Linked DNA regions of Homo sapiens: all the other regions are linked to region 1. Evidence: chromatin contacts called from ENCODE Hi-C or POLR2A ChIA-PET data. All regions are on one chromosome and are shown on one strand. The core of a region is the stretch at or near the end of the contact, and the rest is flanking DNA. Distances in the headings are between cores, read along the strand shown. Region 1 holds the start of DNAJC11 (DnaJ heat shock protein family (Hsp40) member C11). Region 2 overlaps CAMTA1 (calmodulin binding transcription activator 1). Region 3 overlaps CAMTA1 (calmodulin binding transcription activator 1).

Region 1 (2,713 bases), core at 212-2,711:
TTTCAGGCTGACTCAACCCACCCGAACAATCTGTCTCAGCACACCGAAGTGTCTCATGCCAAAAGATCCTAAGAGGGCTGGGCAACTTGGAAGGGATGAGACACAGGCCCAGATGGTGCACATCTGGCCAAAAATTAGAAAGAGAAAGAAATCAGCCTCTCAAATCCACAGACAGGTGTTCGGGGCTTCCCAGGAGACCTGCTTATGAAGGGCAACGGGGATGGCTATGGACTGGTGGTTAGTGAAGGAACAACAAAGGTTTCTGAGACTTGCGCAGGTCAGCGGGAACCAAACAGGTGGCAAGAGTGGGCTGCTGTCCACCTTCCCTTGACAATGGCGTCATTTCGAAGACCTTTAAATTATTTAGATTGTTGTAACCAAGACATCTTTAATAATGCACCAAACAGCAGGCACCAGGTTGAAATCAATTAGACTCCACCGATAAATTATAAGGGAGAAATTTACAGGAGAATGGCTCTGGGGTAGGGACTGCAGGTACACATGCCTGCCAGAGACAATTATATCAGGAACCAAATAGTTATTGCTTTGTCATTTAAGCAGCAGAAAAGATGGCCAGGTGCTCCTAAATTAGAGCAATAACAAATAACTAAAATGAGGAGGCCTGTTCTGGGCAGGAAGGCTTCTGGGTGGCCAAGAGAAAAGACAATGGAGGTAGGAACAAATGTCATTTGGGGGATATCTAGGATCCGGATGCACCCTGCACTGGGGGCACCTCGCGCTTCTTCCAGGAGTTTGGGGCCAGTGGGGTAACAGGTGGTATCACAGGGGTTTGTCTCCCAGAGGATGACAATCTCCTGGAGGTGACTTCAAAGTTTCCCTTTCTAGGCAGGACGCGGTGGCTCATGCCTGTAATCCCAGCACTTTGGGAGGCCGAGGATCTCCTGAGTTCAGGAGCCTCAGACCAGCCTGGCCAACATGGTGAAACCGTGTCTCTACCAAAAATACAAAAAAATTAACTGGGCGTGGTGGCGCGCGCCTGGAGTCCCAGCTACTCGGGAGGCTGAGGCAGGAGAATCGCTTGAACCCGGGAGGTGGAGGCTTCAGTGAGCCGGGATTGCGCCACTGCACACACACCAGGCTGGGCGACAGAGTATGACTCCGTCTCAAAAAAAAAAAAAAAAAGCAAAGTTTCCCTTTCTAGTACAGGAAAAGCCCTAGGGAGTCCTGGCTGGATCTCAGGCCCCCGAGGACGCAGCCACGCCGCGTGCCACGCGTCCATTGGGAGCACGAAGAGACACCCGCGTGGTCACCCCGCCAGGGCTGCCTAGGCGCCGCGTCCCGCCCTAGGCCGCGCGGGGGCGCAAAGCGCAGGCGCACTCCCGCCGGGCGCGGACGGCTCCGGGCCGCCAGGGGCCGCTGTGGCGCAGCCGGGCTGGCCCGCGCTGTCCCTGACGCGGATCACTGGCCCCTCTTGAGCACGGCCTTGCCGGTTTGGCGGGGTGAAAGGTTGCGAAGATGGCGACGGCCTTGAGCGAGGAGGAGCTGGACAATGAAGACTATTACTCGTTGCTGAACGTGCGCAGGGAGGTGAGGCCAGCGGCTGGACGCTCTGGGGGCTGAGGCCGAGCCCGGTCGTTCGGGAGGGCCGGGCTGGCGGTGGCCGCCCCACCCCCGCCACGGGAGGCTCGGGTCCGTCGGGGAGGCCGCGTGACCCCGGCGACGTGCACGCCAGCCGCCCGATGGAGGCGTCCCCACCGCCCAGACCCTCCCGCCGGGGGTTCCGGGGCCAGCCTCCGCCCCAGCTCCTGAAGGCCAGTGCGCCGCGTGCACTGTGTCCGGGTAGGGCCAGAGGCCCCCGCACGCTCAAGAGGAAACGGGGGCCCCGAGGAGGCCACCGTAGTGGGGTTAGCAGTCCTCCGAGACCCCGTCTCGCGCTCAGCCCACATACTCGTCCTGGCTGAGGGGCTGTGTCATCGCCCGCCGCCAGCAGGATGGCGAACTGAGTCTCACCCACCAAGGTCAAGGCCACTAGGGAACGTCCTTAGGGCTTTTTCCGGTTCCCGAGTCTTTCGTGGGGACGCTCTGCCTCTGAAGTGGGTCCAGCCTCAGAGGCATGCGTCTCATGCCCTCTTTCATTCCCCTGGACCCGATGTCCAGAAATTGCAGGCAGAGCCTCCGGGACACAGACCCTCGGCTCGGAGGCTGCAGATTAGGAAGAAGCCCTAGGCCAGAAAAGTGGTGCCCTAACAACAGCTTCAACATTCACACCAAGCACTTGTACCCTGTCTCCTCAACGAATAAAAGATAACATGAGAGAGTCTCACATAGCCTGGCAGTAGTAGGGCCCCACTACACTCCTTTGTTCTTGACTAGTCTGGAGTTGAGATAGGTGTGAAGGGCGAGAAGGCTTCCAGGGTCAGGTCATGAGGTGGATCAGTTTCTTTAAGCCGATGGGTCCAGACTTTTCAGCCCTGCCAGAGAATTCCTAATTCCATCTCTCAGGTTTTCCAGTGGTAATGAAAGCTAGCCAAGTTTGGCTATGCTAACCAAAGCGGGTTCAGTGTGTGTTGTCAGTAAATATTAGTCTATGTGATGTTAATAATACAAACTTATCTTGTGTGGGACCACTATGCTGAATGAACTTTGTACTGTTATCTCATTTAATTCTGAGGATAGCTCTTAAGGTAAGTATTATGATAGCCCTTGATTTACACTTGAGGAAACCAAGGCATAGAGAGATTAAGTAGTGTGT
Region 2 (2,858 bases), core at 284-2,783, 850 kb before region 1:
TTAGACAAAAATCCATTAAAATGAAGCGGGGGTACTTTGCCTTCCTGTGAAGGAGGCCAAGGGAGATTCCTCGTGGGGAGGGGGCAGAGAGAGCTGGGGTGTCTATGGGCTGCTGCTGGGCCTGGGAGAGAGAGGCCCAGGTGAGAGAGGGTCAGCTGGGTGGGTGTGGTCAGGTGAGGGGGCCGGGTGGTAGGGGCCAGGTAGGAGAGGACCATGTGAAAGACGGTCAGGTAGGAGAGGGCCGGGTGGGAGGGGCAGGTGTCAGGGTTCAGTGGGGAGGAGTCAGGGGGAGGGGCCAGGTAGGAGAGGACTGTGTGAGACAGAGTCAGGTAGGGGAGGGCCAGCTGCGAGGAGGCCAGGTAGGTGTGGTTAGGTGAGGGGCCAGGTGGGAGGGGGCCAGGTAGGAAAAGATCACGTTAAAGAGGGTCAGGTAGGAGAGGGCCAGGTAGGAGGGGCCCAGGTGGGAGGGATTATGGGGAGGGGACAGAGGGCGAGGCCCCTACCATATGGGAGGGGCCCAGGTGGCCAGGGCCAGGGAGGGGAGGTCCAGGTGGGAGAAAGCCGGGTGGGAGTGGCTGGGTGGCACAGGCAGTGGGAGGCCCTGGGCTTCCCCATTCAGGACTCTGGATCAGGGCCACACTCTTGAGGCAAAAAGGAATGGTGAGTGGCCCAGGTTAAACTTGCTCACTGGACTCCGGAACCATCATCTTGTTCTTCCCCTCCCAGACCAGGGTCTCCAAAGAAAGATCTGCATTTAACACTCCATTAACCCTCTGTATCAGCTTCTCTTCCTACCACTCTGGGAGCTGTGGATTCACAGATTTTTAAATCCAAAGTTACTAGGTCAGCTCAGCTGTCTTCTGCCTCTGGGCACCCTTAGCCTCACTCCAGCCCCTCCCAGAAACTCACCCTCTCCTCCACTCCCTGCACCCTCTCCTCCACTCCCCTGCAATGACTCCTTGGGATTCTCCTCCTTTGCACACCCTCCTCCTCCTTCCTTCCCTCTTTCAGATTCCTTTGAGACTCCTCCTCCGAGCACCAGAGCCCCTAACCTCTGTCTCTTATGTTCCTCTCTCTATAGATGCTGTGGTCTCTGAGATGGGGCCAGCCTCTTCTCTGAGCCCCCAGGGCCAAGCCTGGGCGCTTGGCACACAGGAGGCTCTCCTAAGTTCTTGAAGAATGAAACCCTCCCGCCCTCACCCTCCCATTCTTACTCTGAGCTCTTTCTTCTTCCTACAACACATATCACTTTCTGACATGCTTGAGTTACTCATTTTTTTCTTTTCTGTTTGTCTCTCCCGGCCCACAGGTGTCTTTGTTTTAATCACTCATGAACCTCACATATCACTTGAGGACATTGTCTGATTGATAGTGGGTCCTTAAAAATATTTGTGAGATGAAAAGATTTAAACTAAAGCTGGGCCAGTCCACAACTGCATTTTATCTAAAGCACTTTTTCCACAAGTAGACTTTCTGAATGCCCCAGGGCATTGGAGAGGAAATGAGTCATCCCATTTCTGACGCCTTTGCTGACAGCCAAGCACAGGTTCTGTGGGCACCAATCGGGGGAATAAGGATGAGGGAGGTGGCCAAGGGGTTCTGTGGTGGCAGGAGAAGGTCAAATACGGTCAGCTTCCTGCTGCCAACAAGGTCAACCCGGAAGAAAATGAGAAGGGACCTGGTGAGTCCCGAGTAGAAGTCAAAACACCCTCCACGGGCATCTCCACCCCTAAGAGGGACCCTCCATGGGCACCTCCACCCCTAAGAGGGACCCTGCATGGGTGCCTCCACCCCTAAGGGGGCACCCTCCACGGGCACCTCCACCCATAAGGGGTGCCCTCCACCAGCACCTCCGCCCCTAAGGGACACCTCCATGGGCATCTCCACCTCTAAGAGGGACCCTGCAAGGGCACCTCCACCCCTAAGGAGGCACCCTCCATGGGCACCTCCACCCCTAAGGGGGCACCTTCCATGGGCATCTCCACCCCTAAGGGGGCACCCTCCACCAGCACCTCTACCCCTAAGGGGGTACCTTCCATGGGCATCTCCACCCCTAAGGGGACACCCTACACCAGCACTTCCACTCCTAAGGGGCACCCTGCATGGGCACTTCCACCCCTAAGGGGGCACCCTCCACCAGCACCTCCACCCCTAAGGGGGCACCCTCCACGGGCACCTCCACCCCTAAGGGGTGCCCTCCACCAGCACCTCCGCCCCTAAGGGACACCTCCATGGGCATCTCCACCTCTAAGAGGAACCCTGCAAGGGCACCTCCACCCCTAAGGAGGCACCCTCCATGGGCACCTCCACCCCTAAGGGGGCACCTTCCATGGGCATCTCCACCCCTAAGGGGGCACCCTCCACCAGCACCTCCACCCCTAAGGGGATACCTTCCATGGGCATCTCCACCCCTAAGGGGACACCCTACACCAGCACCTCCACCCCTAAGGGGCACCCTGCACGGGCACCTCCACCCCTAAGGGGGCACCCTCCACCAGCACCTCCACCCCTAAAGGGGCACCCTCCACCAGCACCTCCACTCCTAAGGGGGCACCCTCCACCAGCACCTCCACTCCTAAGGGGCACCCTGCACGGGCACCTCCACCCTTAAGGGGTGCCCTCCATGGGCACCTCCATTCCTAAGGCGCACCCTGCATGGGAATCTTCCTCCTTAAGGAGGCTTGCCAGACCCTCCCACAGTCTACAGAAGAGGGCAAGGAGTTGGGGGAGGTGGCAAAGGAGCTGCTGGAAACTGTAGACATGTGCCCAACACAGAGGGTCGAAAACCACAGAGCAGACCCAGAACTGTGCTTCCTCAGTACCCATACAGGGCATGACCAGTGACCTGGTTAATGCCT
Region 3 (2,960 bases), core at 266-2,765, 940 kb before region 1:
TGACACCCTGGCCCCTGGAAAACCAACAGGCTGCAGGTGAGGACCAGTGTGTTAGGGGAGATGGACTGTGGGGGCCATGACAGCACAAGCAAGCCCACACTTGCCAGGGCCTCCACCCAACTCAACAGGGCCTCCATTCACACTCACTAGGGCCTCCATTCCAACTCACTGTGGCCTCCACCCCACTCACCATGGCCTCCACCCTCACAGTCACCATGGCCTCTACCCAACTCACCATGACTTTCACCCTCACAGTCACCATGGCCTCCACCCTCAGTCACCAGGGCCTCTACCTCACCAGGGCCTCTGCTCACACTCACCAGGACCTCCTCCCAACCCACCAGAGCCTCCACCCAACTCACCAGGGCCTCCACCCAACTCACCACAGCCTCCACCTTCACAGTTACCATGGCCTCCAACCACTCACCAGGGCCCTCACCCTCACAGTCACCATGGCCTCCACCCTCAGTCACCAGGGCCTCCATCCGCCTCAACAGGGCCTCCAGTCACACTCACCAGGGCCTCCACCCAACTCACCAGGGCCTCCAACCACACTCACTATGGCCTCCATCCAACTTACCAGGGCCTCCACCCAACTCACCGTGGCCTCCACCCAACTCACCAGGGCCTCCACCCAACTCACCGTGGCCTCCAACCACACTCACTATGGCCTCCATCCAACTCACCAGGGCAGGGCCTCCACCCAACTCACCATAGCCTCCACCTTCACAATCACCATGGCCTCCACCCTCACAGTCACCATGGCCTCCACCTGCAGTCACCAGGGCCTCCATCCACCTCAACGGGGCCTCCGCTCACACTTACCAGGGCCTCCACCCAACTCACCATGGCCTCCACCCAATTCACCAGGGCCCCCACCAAACTCACCAGGGCCTTCACCTGCACTCACTATGGCCTCCACCCCACATTCAGGATGGCCTCCACCTCCACTTTCAACATGGCCTTTGTGGCCTCACATTTACTATGGCCTCCACCACCTGCCATGGAGGTGAGGTTGCTTTTGGAGGAAGTGTGGGGGTGGAGGTGCTGAATCCCCACACACTCGTGCCTGTGGATACGTCGTGTGCCCGTGCAGAAGCATGGAGGTGCACAGAGCACTTGTGTGGTGTGGGCGTAGGCCCTGGGGCTCTGCTGATTCCACAGCCAGCCCTCCTGCCGCCCGCCCAGTGCTGCAGAGGACACCTGCCCCAGAGGCCTGAGTACTCTGGCCTGATGCCAGCGGAGCTCTGGGGCTGGCAGGCAGGGTGGAGCTAAACCCCGAGGCGGCTGGGGGAGCTGCCTGCTGATTTCCGGGCCTTCGAAGCCTGCAGGAAGGCCTAGGACTTGCTCATGGCTGCAGGGCCATCTGGCCAGCCAGGGCACTCCAAGAGGAGCCTCCAGGTGGGAGAGCTGGGACAAGATCACCACACGGGAAGGGCTGTGAACACAGCTTAGAAGTCATGCCCTCGCCACTCACTCCGGATGGAACAACCTCACCAACAGCTTGCTGGGAAATGCCTGGCGTGCCATCCCCTCCTGGGCTGCCAGGAAATGGGCAGGGAAGAAAGCCACGGGTGCTCAGAGGGAGAGGATCTTCTCCGAGGAAACGGTTCCATCTGGCTTTCTGTAGGTTCCAGTGGAGCCAAGGGTGCAAGGTTTGGGGCATGGCAGTTTAGAACCACTGTGGCTCTGAGCAGCCCAAGATCACTGAGCAAGTTTCCTGCCAGCTTGGCAGGACAGAAGCACAGAGCCTGCCTGGCAGAGCAGTCGACTCCACTCAAAGTCATCTCTCAGTGGCTAATCTGGGAGGAGAGGACTCCCCCTTCAGCTCCTCACTCACACTATGGGGGTTTACTGGGTGCAAATCTGGTGCTCTCTCAGACCAGCTGCATTGGAACAGACCCTGGAATTTCCAGGATGAGACATACTAAGCTTTAGATCACTTGCGTACTGTAAACTCCAGGCCTCAGACGGCGCCTCAGACAGTCATTGCCAGGCCTTGGACTGAGATGGGCAATTCTGTGCACTATAAGCCAGAAAGCTGAAGCCCACAGGGGCACCCCAGGCTAAGCACAGCTCTACTCAGCCCTGAATGATTCACATGCAGAACCTCTTTCCCCAAAGTACGTTAGGATGGAACTACAAAGCAAAAAACGACACTTCCCAGACTCTCTTGCAACTAGGAGTAACCATATGACAAAATTCTGTCCAACGACACCAGAGATGAAATGATGTATGCAAGTTGTGGGCTTAAAGGGAAGGAACTCACCCTCCACCTTATTTTCTCCTCTTTCCACTGGTTGGAATGCAGTTGCAATGGCAGGAGCTGGAGTAGCCATTTTGGACCATGTAAAAGAAGGCAAAGCCCTAGGAATGGGGAGCAGCCACCCGGAGGGAGCCAGGGTGGCCGATCCCTGACCCTGGGGCTGCCACATCAACCCTGAACTGTGACATGAAAGCCAAAGGAGCTTCCCTTTCATTGAAGCCACTGTTATTTTGGTCTTCCTCATAGCAGCAGGACCCATAGTCTCATGATTACAGAAGGGATTCCAAAAGACAGGAAAGATCTCTGGGAATGTCCTGGGAATTCCTATCAGCTATCTTCATTTATTTCTGTGTGTGTTTTTTTTCATCTGAAGGAAGCATTCCTCAGATTGCAGGTGGAAGGGAAGCCCCCTTCTGACCAAAGGGCACAGCTGCAAGGACCAGGATGGGATTCTCTGAATCAGCCTGGTGAGATTCCCAGGGCATAAGGTCACGGAGCCCCCATCTCACAGCAGGTGAGGTGAAGGCTGCAGACCCATCTCCCTTCAGCCCTGGGGAGCACGACATTGTGATTAAACCGCTGACAACTCCGCTGGCGGGCAGGGAAATTTGGAAACATCAGGAAATCAAACTGTGAAGTCTTCGAAGGCACGCGATTTATGTGAAAATGGGATGAAGCTAATGTGTTTGGCTCC

The links. Hi-C counts contacts between places; a loop is a spot of excess contacts on that map. ChIA-PET counts read pairs that join two places held with the same protein, here RNA polymerase II (POLR2A). Pooled maps may share reads with other maps.
Region 2: a loop to region 1 is called in a map of chondrocyte, with 2.8 times the contacts of the local background. The contact joins the enhancer-like site here to the promoter of DNAJC11 in region 1. A Hi-C loop is called at or near these places in 1 of 168 maps with a recorded cell type or tissue (chondrocyte) and 1 of 50 pooled maps. POLR2A ChIA-PET finds 5 or more read pairs at or near these places in 2 of 52 experiments (AG04450 and activated naive CD4-positive, alpha-beta T cell).
Region 3: a loop to region 1 is called in a map of gastrocnemius medialis, with 5 times the contacts of the local background. The contact joins the enhancer-like site here to the promoter of DNAJC11 in region 1. A Hi-C loop is called at or near these places in 7 of 168 maps with a recorded cell type or tissue (IMR-90, gastrocnemius medialis, heart left ventricle and 3 more) and 8 of 50 pooled maps. POLR2A ChIA-PET finds 5 or more read pairs at or near these places in 1 of 52 experiments (HEK293).

What each region holds. Positions count from the first base shown.
Region 1 is chr1:6,700,564-6,703,276 of GRCh38, reverse strand. It overlaps DNAJC11 (DnaJ heat shock protein family (Hsp40) member C11), which reads left to right and starts at 1,461. Exons shown (of 16, transcript NM_018198.4): 1 at 1,461-1,548. The coding sequence starts at 1,477. RefSeq lists a silencer at 1,225-1,674.
Region 2 is chr1:7,548,151-7,551,008 of GRCh38, reverse strand. All of the region lies in intron 6 of CAMTA1 (calmodulin binding transcription activator 1), which reads right to left. Among named protein-coding and RNA genes, the nearest start is that of CAMTA1-AS1, 110 kb to the right of the region's middle. Within about 2 kb of position 1,533, at least 6 of the 41 ENCODE cell types and tissues checked have a DNase peak (open chromatin) inside an H3K27ac peak, as active enhancers do.
Region 3 is chr1:7,643,978-7,646,937 of GRCh38, reverse strand. All of the region lies in intron 7 of CAMTA1 (calmodulin binding transcription activator 1), which reads right to left. Among named protein-coding and RNA genes, the nearest start is that of VAMP3, 130 kb to the left of the region's middle. RefSeq lists an enhancer at 2,627-2,960. Within about 2 kb of position 1,515, at least 7 of the 41 ENCODE cell types and tissues checked have a DNase peak (open chromatin) inside an H3K27ac peak, as active enhancers do; they include gastrocnemius medialis and heart left ventricle, where a contact is called at or near this core.